Regions from separate parts of the Mus musculus genome. Here region 2 is linked to region 1. The links are chromatin contacts, found by Hi-C or POLR2A ChIA-PET in ENCODE. All regions are on one chromosome and are shown on one strand. Each heading gives the region's core, a stretch centred on a gene start or an enhancer-like site at or near the end of the contact. The rest is flanking DNA. Distances are from core to core; before and after follow the strand shown.

Evidence for each region. Hi-C counts contacts between places; a loop is a spot of excess contacts on that map. ChIA-PET counts read pairs that join two places held with the same protein, here RNA polymerase II (POLR2A).
Region 2: a map of heart shows a loop between it and region 1 (4-fold over the local background). The contact joins the enhancer-like site here to the promoter of Tmcc3 in region 1. A Hi-C loop is called at or near these places in 6 of 37 maps with a recorded cell type or tissue (gastrocnemius and heart). POLR2A ChIA-PET finds 5 or more read pairs at or near these places in 1 of 5 experiments (Patski).

The regions. Positions count from the first base shown.
Region 1 is chr10:94,511,187-94,518,665 of GRCm38, reverse strand. It overlaps Tmcc3 (transmembrane and coiled coil domains 3), which reads right to left and starts at 3,809. Exons shown (of 4, transcript NM_172051.3): 1 at 3,562-3,809. The coding sequence starts at 3,639. It overlaps Gm40743 (a long non-coding RNA gene), which reads left to right and starts at 3,787. Exons shown (of 3, transcript XR_871960.2): 1 at 3,787-3,978; 2 at 4,078-4,334; 3 at 5,776-6,389.
Region 2 is chr10:94,478,241-94,485,719 of GRCm38, reverse strand. It overlaps a transcript of Tmcc3 not described here. Among named protein-coding and RNA genes, the nearest start is that of Tmcc3, 33 kb to the left of the region's middle. Within about 2 kb of position 4,811, at least 1 of the 3 ENCODE cell types and tissues checked has a DNase peak (open chromatin) inside an H3K27ac peak, as active enhancers do; it is gastrocnemius, where a contact is called at or near this core.

The sequences.
Region 1 (7,479 bases), core at 2,560-5,059:
ATCCTTAGAGCTCCAATAGTTTGTAGAAGGTTGGTCTAATTCAGCTTGTATTCAAATGCTGAATTCTGTACCCCAAGGCAAGCAGATCCACACACATCTGTTATGTGAACCTTGCCCCTCCCCCAAGTTATCCATGATTGGTTAATAAAGATGTCTACAGCCTGGGCTGGGCAGTAGAATGGGCAGAGTGAGGGTTCTGGACTTGAGGTCTCAAGCAGGGACCAAGAGAAGAAAGGATACTGGGGTGGGGGTGGGAAGAAGCCACCCCAGGGTAGGTGAATCATGAGCTCATGACCATGAGGACCAGGCTGTTAGAGTAGGAGTGGCCCCAGTGGAACATGAAAAGTGACATCTCAGGGTGGATATCTGGAGGTTACTGACAAGGAAGTAACAAAATAGCACAGAGAGTTGATATCTGCCCAGCTCTAGTGCTTTAAGGCTAATTATAAATATAAAGGTGTTTGTGTCTTTTATTTGGGAACTAAATAATCTAAGGTGGGGTAGAAACCCCCAAATAATATTTACATATTCAATAATATTCAACAACAGTTCATAGCTGCACCCAAGCGGCTAAAGGGAATGCTAAGTGGCATTAGGAAACATTTAAAGTGACAACCAACTAGCAAAAGGAAAAAAAAAAAAAACTGGACTCACATAATTAACAAAATCTAGCTAAAATGTGAAAGACAGACTGCCTATATTCTTAATATAGGTTTTGGTGACAGGCTCTGACTATCTAGGGCATAAAGGAAAAATAAAACAACACAGGCTCTAATTATGTATGCTCTTTCTTTTAAAGAAGAAAGATGTTATGTGTGTCAAGTTAACAAGCATCATTCTTTAGTTTTACAAAGATGAAGTTTAAAACTGTGAATGAGTCTGGCATTTCAGCTTTGCTACAGTCAAAAAAAAAATGCCATTTGTTACATTACAGTTTTTGCTAAGGGGGAGGGAGGGGAGGAGAATGTAGGTTAGTCTACCTGGCTGTAAAAATAGATCTCTGCAATATTAAAGTGGTCCCCTGTCTCATTACCATCTAGTCTCAAAGGCTTAAATACGCCCAGCAAAAGTGATGCGTGTTTTCCCAGTTACCTCAAGGGGAATCTTTTAAATGACGGTTGTTAATCAACAAGGTGTTTGGGGGGAGGAAACTACCCATTCTTGAAAGGTTAGTCACCTCTGCATCCACCCCAGTAATTATCTGCATTTTTTTTTTAAAAAAAAAGCTAGTTTGCCAGAGGCAGGGATTCTTTTTTAAATCCTAGTTTGTTTCCAATGAGAGAGTAACAGGAAGAACTTTAAGCCCTTCCGAGGTTTGGTGCTTTCCTCTTGCACAGCGTGCTTTTCTGGGTGTAATAAGAGGATGCTTTTTTATAGCTATATCAAACTGAGTTCCACAGAGGAGCAGCCAGATCACCTAATGGGGTGCTGCCTTCTGCCACAGCAAAATTGCTTTTGCTGTGCCTTCATTCCAGCAGACTTATTGCAGCCTTGAGGAGGGATGCAAAATTACACCAGCCCCACTAGAGAAAAGTTCTTATGGTAGCTCTCCTGGTGCCTCGATGTCTCCACAGGAAAGCAGACCAAAAACAAAACAAAACAAAACAAACCTAAAAGCAATGCCAGTTGTGGCAGTGCATGCCTCTAACCCCAGCATTCAGAAGGCTAAGACAAGAGGATCGTGGGTTGCTAGCCAGCTTGGGCTACACAAGGAGACCTTGTTTCAAAAACAACCCCAAAACAATAGCAACAAAAAACAACTAAAAGCAGACAGTCCAGAAGGCTAAATCGGGATCACTAGGAGGGCCTTGAACTGTGTGATCTGGGCCACTCAACTCCTGCCCCGCCCCCCTACCCCCCCCCCATGTCTTCTGCCTTCACTAGGTTTCATCTGCCCAGTGGACTAATTACAGAGACTAGTCAGTCCATCCAGCACCTAACTCAGTTGTACTGCACAGTTTACTTGCAAATCCAGTATCTCCCTACTGATAATGTAACAAGTAAAACGTGATAAGCAGGATTTTTAAGGAAAAAAAAAATCCCCTTGACATGATGTCTTGGTCACTTTAAGGAGAGACAGGTGTGGGGAAGACGCTGCAGTTCAGCTAGTCCTTCCATTCCCCAACTGAGTGTGTGAGCACCAGTTCCCACCTCTACCTGACCCGCAACAACTCATTCAAGCTCATTCCAAGTTTGTCAACAAGCTCACCAGCCCCCAGGAGTTACCAACCCTGCTTGCTTACAGAGACCATTAAGTTATGACAACCCAGGCTCTCAAATTATCTTAGCATTACCGTCTCACCTGTGACTGCTCTATTACGTTTGTCCCCCACCCCCACCGGGTTACAAATGTTTTATGAAAAAAGACCTTTCCTTCAGTCAGCTGGGTTCGCGAGTAGTTGCCCTCCCAAGCAAACTTCTGACTGCAGGTAACCAAAACTCTAAATGTTTTTCTTAGGGAGTTTGGGAATACTTTCCTGGTGCACTGTTATGAAACTTCTAATGAAACCGAGAAAGAGTCGGTCGATGCAGGAGCGATTCCACCAAACTCATTAAATTTGTGGGTTTTTTTTTTTTAATCATTTTTCCTAAATTGATTAAGAGGCGCTAAAGTGAAAAGAGAAATGAGGTAAACATGCCACTTCTGGGAGAATCGACTACTGTTTCAAATTGTGACTGCATACCCACATTATATATAAGGGACCCCTGCATATGCCTATCACTTATGGCCGCAACTTGATCTTAGAGGTGGAAGGGTAGAAACTCTGCCCGGTCTATCTCTACGAACTTTATACAAGAAAGCCGACATCGAATCCCCAGTTCCTCGGACAAGCCAGAAGTTGGGAGGCTCAGAGAACAACTCCAGGTGCCGCCTGCCAGAGTGGAGGAGGTGCTGTTTCAAATGGCACTTTAGTCCGTCAAAAGAAGGGATGGGGGGGGGGGTGTCACATCCTTGCTGGACACTTGAGCTTCCCAAAAGGGAAAGTGTTCCTCAGGAGGGGCCCAGAGCTGGGGCTGTGGCCTCCGTCTTTATAGTGAAGCCCTCCATGGCCGGTCTCCACAGCTTGCTCAGAAGAGCTATTTTCGCTCACAGCCAAAATCAGCAACAGCAAATTAGGCTGCAAACCGTGGCGAAGGCACCCGCTCTGCACGGCTCCCAACTCCGGAGCGTCCATGCCGAGATCGACTTTTGACCTGGGCAGCGCGTCCCGGGCGTACAGTGCAGGGGACTCAGCTGCCAGGCAGGGGACGCAGCAGCAATGCAGAGCCCTGCAGGTGGCTGTGCCGGGAGGGAGCCAGACCCTGGGAGTCCCGGGGACCCGGCAGGCAGCGTGCGCTCTCTGGCGGGGAGGAGAGCCCGGCGACACCGTCGTGGAATAGGACTGGCTAGCCTCCGATTCCAGCGGTGGCCCAGCGTCCCCGGGCCGCAGGTTTTCCCCGGACCTTCCCGGCCGGGAGAGGCCGGCGTTGGGTTCTACGGTGCTGAGCCTCCGAGCCGACCCGGCCCGCGCCCTCCCCACGCAGACTCGCACCCCCGCGCCGCCCTGCGCGCGCCCTCACCCGGCTCTTGCAGCGGTGGTGCCGGCCGGGGTCTGAGTAGGTCCGGTCCACGGTGAGCGCCGTGTCGCTGCCCGGCATGTCTGCGCTTAGACTGACAACTTTGCGTCCTCCGGGGCTGCCGCTCCACTCGGCGCCGGGTGGCAGCTGCTCGCCGTGCTCCGCTCACCCTCGCCCCGGAGCCGCGGCCGAGGGGGTGGCGCGGGCCGCTGCAGCTGCTGCCGACACCCCGCGGCCCTGCGCCGCCGCCCGGGTGGGGAGGCGGGCGACAGTCTCCGCCCCTTTCCCCGCTCCCCGCCCCTGCGCCCGCGCGGCGCCTAGACCCGCTCCAGGTGCCGGGCTCAGCTGCCCTCCCTGCCTGCGAACGGGGCCCACGCGCTCCCACGCCTCTCCCGGCTCAGATGAGCGACGCTGGCACAGGTTATGGACCCACTTGAGTGTGATAAAAAAGACGGGTTTGAGCACACAGGAGGTTGCCGGATGCCTTAATGAAATATATATACATATTTCACTCAACAGGCACACTTACTTGCTGGACAGCTTTCCTGGACCTGGACAGTGGGCTAAGGATTCCAGGACGGAGGGGCATTTTCCCATCTAGTATTCCACGGAGCGGCACTCCCACTGTGTTGTGTATCTTAATTGTGCTTGTGTGACTCACTGTGTTGTAAGCTACTTTGAAACCGGGACATCTTTCCACTTGAGCGTTCTCTAGTCCCAGCGAGTGCTCCCTGCCCACAAGGAATTTGGAATCTGAAGAGAAAAAGTACTGATTGGTAATCAATGCGGTATCGGTTGCCTAACCCCCAAATTAACTACACAAGGTCCAGTGGTTTCGTGAGACGTGCCCCTGAGACCGGATTGGCAGGTTTTAAATCACTGATCCTAACAGGCTCAGAGTGCAGTGTGATCTGCCTACAGGGAGGGGAGGAGGTGTTTATCCCCCTAGCTGGCTGAGAGAAAACAGGTCTGTGCGTTGGGTGGGGGTGGGGGAGGGGACCCTCAAGGTGTCGGTTTAGTGGGTGTCTTCAGGCAAAAAGGGATCAGGTAGAAGAACGGAGAGTCGGGGGTAGGGGGTGGGGGGAATGTACTTTCAACATTAAGTTCAGCTTTGTTCTGTGGGTGTTTGGCAAGCTGCTGGGCTCCCTGAACCAGAAGTTGACAAGATCAGGATGGAAGTCTAAGACATCTATCTGATAGTCCTGTGAGAGGCATTGATGAAAGATAAAGAACTCTCGATAGGAGGCCTTTTCAAAGACTGAGGACAACCTGACCTATGTGTCATTCACTCACAAGGAGACCAGGGAACCAAGCATGTCGACTTAGTGGAGTATTAGACAAGTGTAGCAGTTGCGATGGCCCTCTGTGGAGTCATTTCTAGCATGTATAGTTAAGTGAAGAAAAGCAAGGTGCTGGAGAATATAGTGTTCTACCATTTATTGAAAGTGCAATGTGTATCATATCTATATAGAGAAATATAGATACATATACATACATACATATACATAAATATAGATATATGCCTGTGCTTATATATACACAGGGCACATTTCTGACAAGATAAAAAAAAAGCTACAGGAATAAGTGAACAAGCAGCTTAAGTTGGGAAAGGAGAACTGAGCAGCTACAGGGCAGATGGGAGGATTGTTTGTTTATTGATCGTTTTTTCACTGAGTATACATCTTAAATGTGGCCACAAAAGTAGAGTAAATTATTAAAACTTAAAAAGAATCAGAAACCTAATTTAAAGCCACTTAAAGGGGAAAAGAACCTTTAAAATAAAACACAAACAAACACACACACACACACAAAACGCATGCATACACACACACACCAGGCTCAGAGAGATTTTCAGGTAAATTCTTCCACGCAAAAAGCATAGATTGTGATGTGTGTGTGTGTGTGTGTGTGTGTGTGTGTGATTTCAGTTATGATGTCCAGAGAAGCTTTTGTGATAGGCCAATATTTGAGCAGAGCCTTAGGGAATGACTATGTTTGTATGAGGAATGCAGACTTAGGAAGTGAGAGAGACTGTAATGTATGTGATGGTTTGAATGAGAATGCCCCATAGGCTCATTCATCTATTTGAAGGCTTGGTCACCAGGGAGTGACACTATTTGAAAGGTTTTGGAATGTGTCTTCCTTGGAAGTGAGTCACTGGGAGTGGGATTTGAGGTTTCAAAAGCCTATTCCACATCTAGTGTCTCTCTCTTCCAGATGTAGAACCCTCAGCTCCTTCTTCAGCACCACATCTACCTGCATGCTGCCATGCTTCCCACCATGACGACAATGGACTAAACCTCTGAACCTGTAAACCAGCACCAATTAAATACTTCCTTATTGAGGTTTGGTCTGTTGCTATGTATTGTAATGCTAAATTCTGTACCTGAAGTTTTTGTTGTGCAAACCTTGTTCCTTAATATAAAACTATTGGTTAAATAAAAATGGCTACAACCAATTACTTGAAGGATTAGAGATAGGTGGGTTTTGAGTTACCTGGTTGGAGATTGTAGAGAGGGAGAGAAGGACAGGAGGAGGAGGAAGAAGAGGAGGAGGAGGAAGAGGAGGAGGAAGGGGAAGAGGAGGAGGAAGGGGAAGAGGAGGAGGAAGGGGAGGAAGGGGAGGAGGAAGGGGAGGAAGGGGAGGAGGAGGAGGAGGAGGAAGAAGAAGAAGCTGCCCCAAGAGGAGATGGACCATGAGCACATGGCCAGGAGATCCAGCCAGTACTTGGGGTACACTGCTGGGGTAGTAGCCAGGCCAGAAGTTAAAAAAGTAAATTAGGTGTTACCCCCTAGTAATTGTCAAAGCCAAATAAAATGATCATAGTCTGAGTCTCTTCATTCATAAGCCAGACGGGGTTAAATGTAAATTGGTTTTACTACACTTCTTACAAGCTGTGGTCAGTGTGTGTCTTCACAGCAATGAAACACTCACCAAGACAAGCAGGAGTCTAGGAATTTCACACACATGAACATGTCAAGAGACTTGCAGCAGGCACACTGAGAGGAGCTCAAGGAAGAGCAAGGAGGAAGACCATGTTCCCTCGGGGGCACATAGAGGATGAGGTGGGAGGGGATGTCTCAGAGGATGAGACCCTTGTAGGCCATTTTCAGAACTTTGACTTTCATCCAGAGGAAGACAGAAGTTTATGAAAAATGGCAGAAGTTTACGAAATCCATGGCATAATTTGTCTTTTTCACATAGGAGAAGAGAGATTCGCTCACATCATAGATAAAAAAATCAATACCAGGTAGGATTTAAAAGCAAGAGTCTTGGAGGGTAAAAGCTTGGGTGTAAGAGTGGTGGCCTGAATTCAATGCCTGGAACCCATGTGGTAGACAGATTCTCGAAAGTGCTCTCCTGATATCTATACATACAGCTTGGCACCCGTGCAGGTGTGCACTCATGCACAATACACACACACAGACACACAGACACACACACACACACTGTAAAATTCTATTTTAAAGACAAAGAAAACAAACCTATAACTTCATTTTTTCAAAAGAAACTTGGAGATCATTTTATCCCAAATCACAAAAAGCAGGTTTCCCAAAGCATAAATACCAAATATTTATCAGCATTAAAAAAAATGCTAACAACATTTAAAACATCCTTCTGTCTAGGAGAAGAAATAGTAAAGTGAGAACAGGAGTCACAGACTAAACCCCAGCTTTGAATTTCACAAACACTCCTGGGAAACAAAGAAAGCAAGCCACAGAAAACTGCAAGCATTCTGTGCTACAAAAACAAAAATTACAAAAAATTATAGTTCAGGGAAACAACTTATTCTGTTAGGAAAACAAAGTTGTCCAGTGAAAATTATTGAGAAACATACAAGCAATGTAAACTTAACTTTTACATACCTACTCTTTCAAGATTAAATTTGTAAAGGCCACAGCAGGCATTGTGGTTCATACC
Region 2 (7,479 bases), core at 3,562-6,061, 34 kb after region 1:
GACTGACGAGTTTCCTTTTTTGTTGTTGAGGTATGATCTTACTTTATTTGACCAGACTGGCCTTCAACTCAAAATTTTCCTACCTCTCCATCCTGACTGCTCGGATTATAAGTGTGTATCATCTTGCCCCAGCTAGACTGATGAATTCTTCAAACCATTTGAGAAAAACGCATAATTTTAGAATCAGGAAGCTGAACTATGATCTTCTGCTGGGAATACAGTAGATGATGGGGGTAGAATTCCTCTTCTTTTTATCTAGTGAAAATAGATTCTTTTTCTTTTTTTTTTTCTAAAAAGTCCCAAAGGGAGATACAGAATAACTTAGCTTCTAACTGCCCCCAGGGCATCAGGGACCATAGCAGGAACATGAAGGCACATAAGAACTTCCTTCAAAGGCTCTGGAAATTTTTAGAAAAGTCATATTCTGGAAGAACCTGAGAAGTTTGGATCTGGCCAGAAAACCCTAATCCAGTCTGTAACAGATACACTGGACTGAGATGCATTCAAGGCCAGAAAATCATTAGCATTAATGTGGGATATCCTGTGAAAACATTCAGGGAAAAGTCATTAGCTGAAAAGTTATTTGTGGTCATTGTTTTTAATGTGTTTTTTCCTTAGCAAACTCAAGGAATTCAAGCCCTATACAAAATGTACTCGGTGTCTAATTAAGAGGACACAAATTGGCACTGAGGTCATTGGGACCCACTGTAAGAGGAAAATCCCAAAGAGAGAAAAAACTGTTTAATCTAACACCTCACTAGAAAGACCAAGGGCGCTGATGTCCTTTTCTTTCCTGTTTGCAGTGCGTTTGGTGTGTATAGTTTTAATTGCAAAGGGACAAAGTTCTAAGAAGCCCTTGAAAGACCCCTTCCCAGTTGCCCTTTCTCTCACAAAGCACACACATTGTCCTCCAAAGCCAAGACCATACCCTATCATGACCTTGGCTGCTGTCAAGGTTGGTCATGGTCAGAATCTCCATGGGGGATGGACATTATCTTCAGGTCCCATTTCCAGATGGTTCTCAACAAGCCAAGGTCCCAAACCTGTCCCATCCACCGCTGGGTCCCATGTTTGTCATCAACAAAAGTCCTTTCTATTCTGATATTCAAGTGATATTCTATCACTTCTATTCTTTATTTTCTTATTGTAACTGAAGCCAGGCCTTTGCTGAAGCCACCACTTCATCTGCTCCTTCTGTGCCCTGTCCTCAGGTGGCCTCGTGCTCCTCGTTGTCAACAGCTTTCCAGATCTCTCACACCCACTGACTCCGAAGCTCTGTGGTCATCAAGCAAGACCACTGGCTACTTAGTCTTCCTTGTTGCATTTTCCAGAGACCCCACACACTCACACACCTAGACACACACTCACCTAGACACACACTCACCTACACTCACACACTCTCTCTCACACACACTCTCCCAGACACACACTCACCTATACACATCTACACGCATACTCACCTATACACACACTAACCTATACACACACTCACCCACACACACTCACCTCCATACACTCTTGCTCAGCTACACACCTAACATTCTATCTTTGTCCTTTGATGATATTAGCACCTGACTCTCTGTTACCTTGGTAGCATACCTCGTATCTTAAAACACTTGGTTGTTAAAAAGCAGAGAGTGAAGCCTCCCAATGTCCCAGCTTCTAAGTTGCTTGACTACCCTCTTATTCTTGCCTTGTTTTCTGACCTAACTCAGCTTCCTCCACAATCACACTACGTCATTACCCCAAACCACACTGTATTCATCATAAATTTCAAGCCTCTGGCCATGGCTTTCCAGATTTCTACCTTTTCGTCCTTAGTTTCTTCCTAATCCAGGCATCTTAATTAGTATTTCTATTGCTTTGATAAGAACACCATGACTGAACAAGCAAGTTGGGGAGGAAGGGGTTTTCTCACACTTCCAGATCATAGTCCATCACTAGAGGAAGTCAGGACAGGAACTCTAGCAGGACTGGAACCTGAAGGCAGGAGCTGATACAGAGGCCATGGAGGGGTGCTGCTTACTGGCCTGCTTCACATGGCTTTCTTAGCCTGCTTACTTATAGACCACCAGCCCAGGGATGGCACCACCCATTTGGGCCCTCCCTCATTGATCACTAGTTGAGAAAACGCCTCATAGCTGGATCTCATGGAAGTATTTCCTCAGTTGGGGCTCCTTCCTCTCTGACAACTCTAGCTTGTGTCAAGTTGACACACAACACCAGCCTGTACATCAGGCAAGGCTGGAACACATGAAGCTTATAGTAATGATGCTGGTAATCGTCTTTGCACTATTACCAATATCCTCTGCTTCTTAGGCAGTTTATCATCATTCATTTATAAAGGACCTTCAGCTTCCTGCCTCCCTTCCTTCCCCAGTGTGTGCCAGTAGGATCTTCTAGATTAAGCCTGTTTACCCAACTCTCAGCTCACTCTGAGTTGCATCCATTCAGCTTAGCACTCTAGGGAAAACACATACACCCATGCAGCTCCTTTTAAATTCAGGACCAGAAGCCAGGAGTGCCAACCGCAATCATGCCACATCTCAGGGTTCCTCAGTCTCCCACCCTCCTGTGTGGCTAATTCCTATTTGTGCTAGTTAGCTTTGTATGGCTATAGCAGTGCTGAGATAATGAGCCCATGAAGAAGAAAGGCTGACTCTGACTCATGGTCTCAGCTCACAAACAAATGGTTGCACAGCTTTGTACCTGGGCAGCACAGGGCATCGTGGCAGGAATATGTGGTACAGAAGCTTATAACCTCATGACTAACATGTTAAAGAGAGAGAGAGAGAGAGAGAGAGAGAGAGAGAGAGAGAGAGAGATCCCACAATGCCCTTTGAGGGCACACTCCTAGTCATCTAACTTCCTCCCACAAAGTCTCATTCCATAAAGGTTCAGCCACCCCTCATCAGCACCATGGACTGGGGGGTCTTTGGGAAATATCTAAGGTCCAGAAAGTACACAAACTATTTTCTCTTCAAATGTTCAATACTAATTTCTATTAATCTCTACCCTTGACTCATGATTGTTTCCCCCTACTTTTCTGAAAACAATAATTGAAACACTCGGAGACATTGGGTGAGTATCCAGCACATATGCGTATCTTCCTGTGTTGCTGTTTTCCCTCCTGGTCCATGGACACGGTGTGATGCTGACCTTTCTCCTTTCCTCTCATGCCGCCCGGTCCAGATCCTCTTCCTTGCTCAAGGACACCACACCAGCGGTTCTTCCCCTGCTTTCCTGCATCATGGTATTTTATTCTGTCTGGGAACCATTTCCAACAGCATGCAAACATGCTGCGATCTTCCTCACTTGTGGAGGTTTAAATGAGAAATGTGCCCCATAGGCTGGCCGATCGAACTCATGATGTCCAGTAGGTGGTGCTGTTCAGGAACATTATGGAACCTTAAGGAGGTGGACCTTGCTGGAGGAAGTGTGTCGCTAAGGTTTATAGCCTTGCCCCCACTTCCTGTTCTCTCTCTCTAGTTCCTGCCTGTGGATGAAAATGTGATCCACCTGTTCCTGCTGCCATTCTATTGCCACTCTAGTAGAACTATATGCCCAAATAAACCCTTTCTTCCCTCAAGGGATGTCAATCAGGGTATCTTATCACAGCAACAGAAAAAATAACCTTTCTCTAAAATCCCTCCTATTATAGAGTATGGTGGTGCACACTTTTTAGTCTCAACACTCAGAAAGCAGAGGCAGGCAAATCTCTGTGAGTTCAAGGCCAGCCTGGTCTACAAAGCCAGTGTTCCAGGATAGCCAGGGTTGTTACACAGAGAAAGCTTGTTTAGAAAAACCTAAACTAAATAAGATAAAATAAAATCCTTCCAATCATACCTTTGAGTAGCTCCCCTCTCACTTAGGAATAGTCAAAGCCCCAAGTCAGAGTGAACCTACTATGTGATTGAACCTACTATGTGATCCTTTGTGCTCTGGGCACACTGATGTCTACTTTTTTCCTGGAGCTTCAGTTGGACATTGATTCTCCTGGCACAAGGCCTGTATGGTCTGGAATGGTCTCATTCACACATGTGAATGGTTCATCTCCTGCCAAAGTACCTTACTAAAACCTCCCCTTTGGTTGGAGGCTTTTTAAGCTCCTTAGGTAAGACTGAAAACCCACCCCGATACTGCCCTAATTCCCTGCTTACCTTTACTTCTTAGCACTTACCACGGTCTAACTGAATTATACTCGGGGATTTGTTGACTGTATTGGCTTAGCAGCTTTACCAGAACAGGAGTTTTTATTGTTAGTGATACTGGTGTTTTCTTTTTCAAGAGAAGACATACACAGTCAAGTCTGGTCTTAAATTCTTTCTGTAGCCAAGGATGGCCTCAAACTCCTGGTCCTCCTGCCTCCCACTTCCCAAGTGCTAGGATTATAGCTGTGTATCACTATGGTCATTGGAAAGAGCTTCATTTCTAGCACTGTAGTGAGTTGCACATAGTAGGTGTTTGATAAATGTCAGCTGAGTGAATGATAAAAAGACACAAGGCTATGTCATCTGCAGTTTTCACAGGATGCATGCTTATGGCCTCTGCATTAGAGTCTCTGAATCAAGCCCATGGGGCCTTCATTTTTACCGTGTTCTGCTATAAATAATGTCTTTTGCTTTCCAAGTCTAGTTTGACTTCAGAACATTGAGAGTCAAGAACCTGGGTACTGTTAGCAATTCCCCTGGTATCCTTCCTGCCTTTCATCCTGGCTTACACTATGTTTGGTTTGGAAGAAGGCCTGCGTGTCTGCCACAGGGAGATCTTCAGGAGAGATTTCAGAATGAGGACTTGGCACCAGAGAGAATGAGTCAGAGTTTGAACAGGAGCCCACACAGACTAAAGGAGAGAATGGGAGTCACGCGGGAGGGAAGGCTTAGGCATCTCCCGTGAGCGTACAACAAGACAATATGGCTTTCTAGACCAGAAGGACATTTTGGCCCAAAGCAGGTTCGAGAGATCAAAGAAGTGGCATTCCACGAGAGGATAAAGATGTTAGCTAAGATACAAAGGAAAAACAAAACAAAGCCACAACAAGATAGAGATTCCAAAACAACAGAAGGCCATGAACTCTGGAGGTAGAGGAACCTCCCTGTGGCTTCCTGTTGTCTCAAGTGGTAGGACTCCACAGTGCCTCCTTCCTGTCTCTGAGCTCTTCCAGTGCCCAGAGCCTAGCTCCATGTAAGACGCATGCGCATGCTCAGCAATTGCCCCTTTGATGAATGAGTGGGTAAGGTAGAAAGAAGGAAAGACCCCGGTCAAGCTGCCTCTATATTCAAACAGGAACGCAGGATTTGCTCGCTTAACCCCTGTTTCGTCCACCCCAAAATGTTATCCTATTCATTGCTGGCCCTCACTGTCCAGTGGAACCAGGGAAGCCAGCGTTTGCTACATCAGCATCCCCCTCGACCCCACCCAACCCCGCTCCCCCACTCCCGTGCTTCCAAGTCTTCCTTTTCATTTAAAAACTTTGCCTTTTGTCAGAGAAGCAAGAGCCAAGAGCTTCCTTCCCCACTTATCACTGCAGACTGATGGCTTTTTGTTTTTAACAGGAGGAGGATTCCCCCTCTGTGTGTGTGCTCACCCCTCCATTCACGGGTCTGTCTCCTCTTTAGGTGGTCTTTGCCGTCTCAAGAATCCGAAAAGACTGGAATCTAAAAAGAGTCATTCTCCTTGCAAAGGACTCTGGTTCATGCCAAGAGTGACGGGAGCATTTCCCTGGTCATTCTCACGTGTTTCTGTCACGTGAAAAGTTGCTGGTAAATCGCACAGGCAAGCCTCCGATAACCTGGCGTTTGTTTATGAGACCTTTCCCACAAGACTCCCAGCCAAGATTCTGGGCAACAATAAATCCATTTTAAGGCGATTCCTGGAAAGAAGATTCCAGCTCCTTATGGACTGTGTAACCGCTGACCTATCTGGAAGGCCAGCAAGGATAGGGAGGAGGAGGAGGACTTCCTTGCGTGGAAGGGCCAGGAAGACCGTCACTTCTGGGGCTACCGAACAAGCAATGGGGGACGGGGGAGGCGTGTTAAGGCTAAAAATTATTTGCTGGAGCAGCAGAAGTAACACTGGGAAGCCACCCCCCAGCATTTATGATCCCCATGGAGTTGGGGGCCACTGTGTTTGGCTCACTGTGTCCCAGCACCTCAGTGAGTAAGCAGCTCGGGGCCGATGGTCAGTAAACATTCACACAGTGGACGATGAGTGGGCTAGGAAGACAGGGCACCCAAGACGCCCTTCAAATAAAGAAGAGGGTTTTAACTCACCTATACAGTAAACCTCCCTTTATATATGTAGAAACTGAGGCTCTGAGAGGGTTGGAAAGAACAGCTTGGTATAAGGAAGCCTTGAAAGAAGAAAGCTTTTTTTTTTTTTTAAACCAATGGAAAAAAGCACTCTTGGATTACTAGAATTAAAAACTGCTTACAAATGGCAGTGTAAGATCTCTTCTTATACAAAGTGTTCCAAAAAAGAAATCTATCAAGGCTGTGGAGCCGATTTTTCTTTTAGCCAAAAGAAGAAACAAGAAATAGTAATTTTTAAAAAGTCTTTCTCAGAGAATAGCTGTGCCTACTGATCAGATTTTATATAATTGGGAGTCACAGTTTCCGGTTTGATCATTGATTCATGACAATGGACTAGCGTGCAGTGGCATTTCCATGTGACACTACACATTTTGGAACATCTTCAGGTGGCTTCCAGACAACCTCTTTGAAAGGACACACACACACACACACACACACACACACACACACAGAGCCAAGGCTTCTGGAAAGATGACATGGGTGTGGCTATACAATAAAGTAAAAAGTTCTGTGTTTTCCTGGCATCATCACTCTTGCTGGTGTTAGATAATAGTAAGAAATGAGCTCTTAAGGGAACGCTTTTTATTCAAATCTATAAGGAATGGAGTAACCTAAGGTATGGCGTGTGAGGAGTTCTCACTTGGGCGTTATGTCTGTCATAGTAATCCGCAGCAGAACAGAGAAAAGGTCACGACCTCAAGTTCATTCGTATTTCTGTACGCAGTATTAGCTCATTACTTTCTAATTAGTTCATTATTTTTACTGCTGGGGAGTGCCTCACTGCTGGAAAGCACCATGTTTTATTTTACCCATTCCCCCGCTGATGTCCATTTTGGGTTATTTGTTTAGGGAAATGGGGGATAAGGCTCTAGAAATAACACTGTGCATGTTTTGGGGGGCAGTAAATTCACATGTTTCTCATGGACACCAGCATATCTACTTAGAACTGAGCATCTGGGATCCACAAATCCAAAAATCCACCATTTTCTAATACCAACATTACTTCCCAGATGGAACTTCCACACCTGACCTTGTGTGATATGTCAGTCAATACTGAAAATACCAGGCTCTTATATGTAAGATACCAATTAGATACAAATTAATTTCATGCTTAAACTTGGGTCTCATCCCAAAGGTATTTCAATAAGTATACAAAAGTATTCCAAAA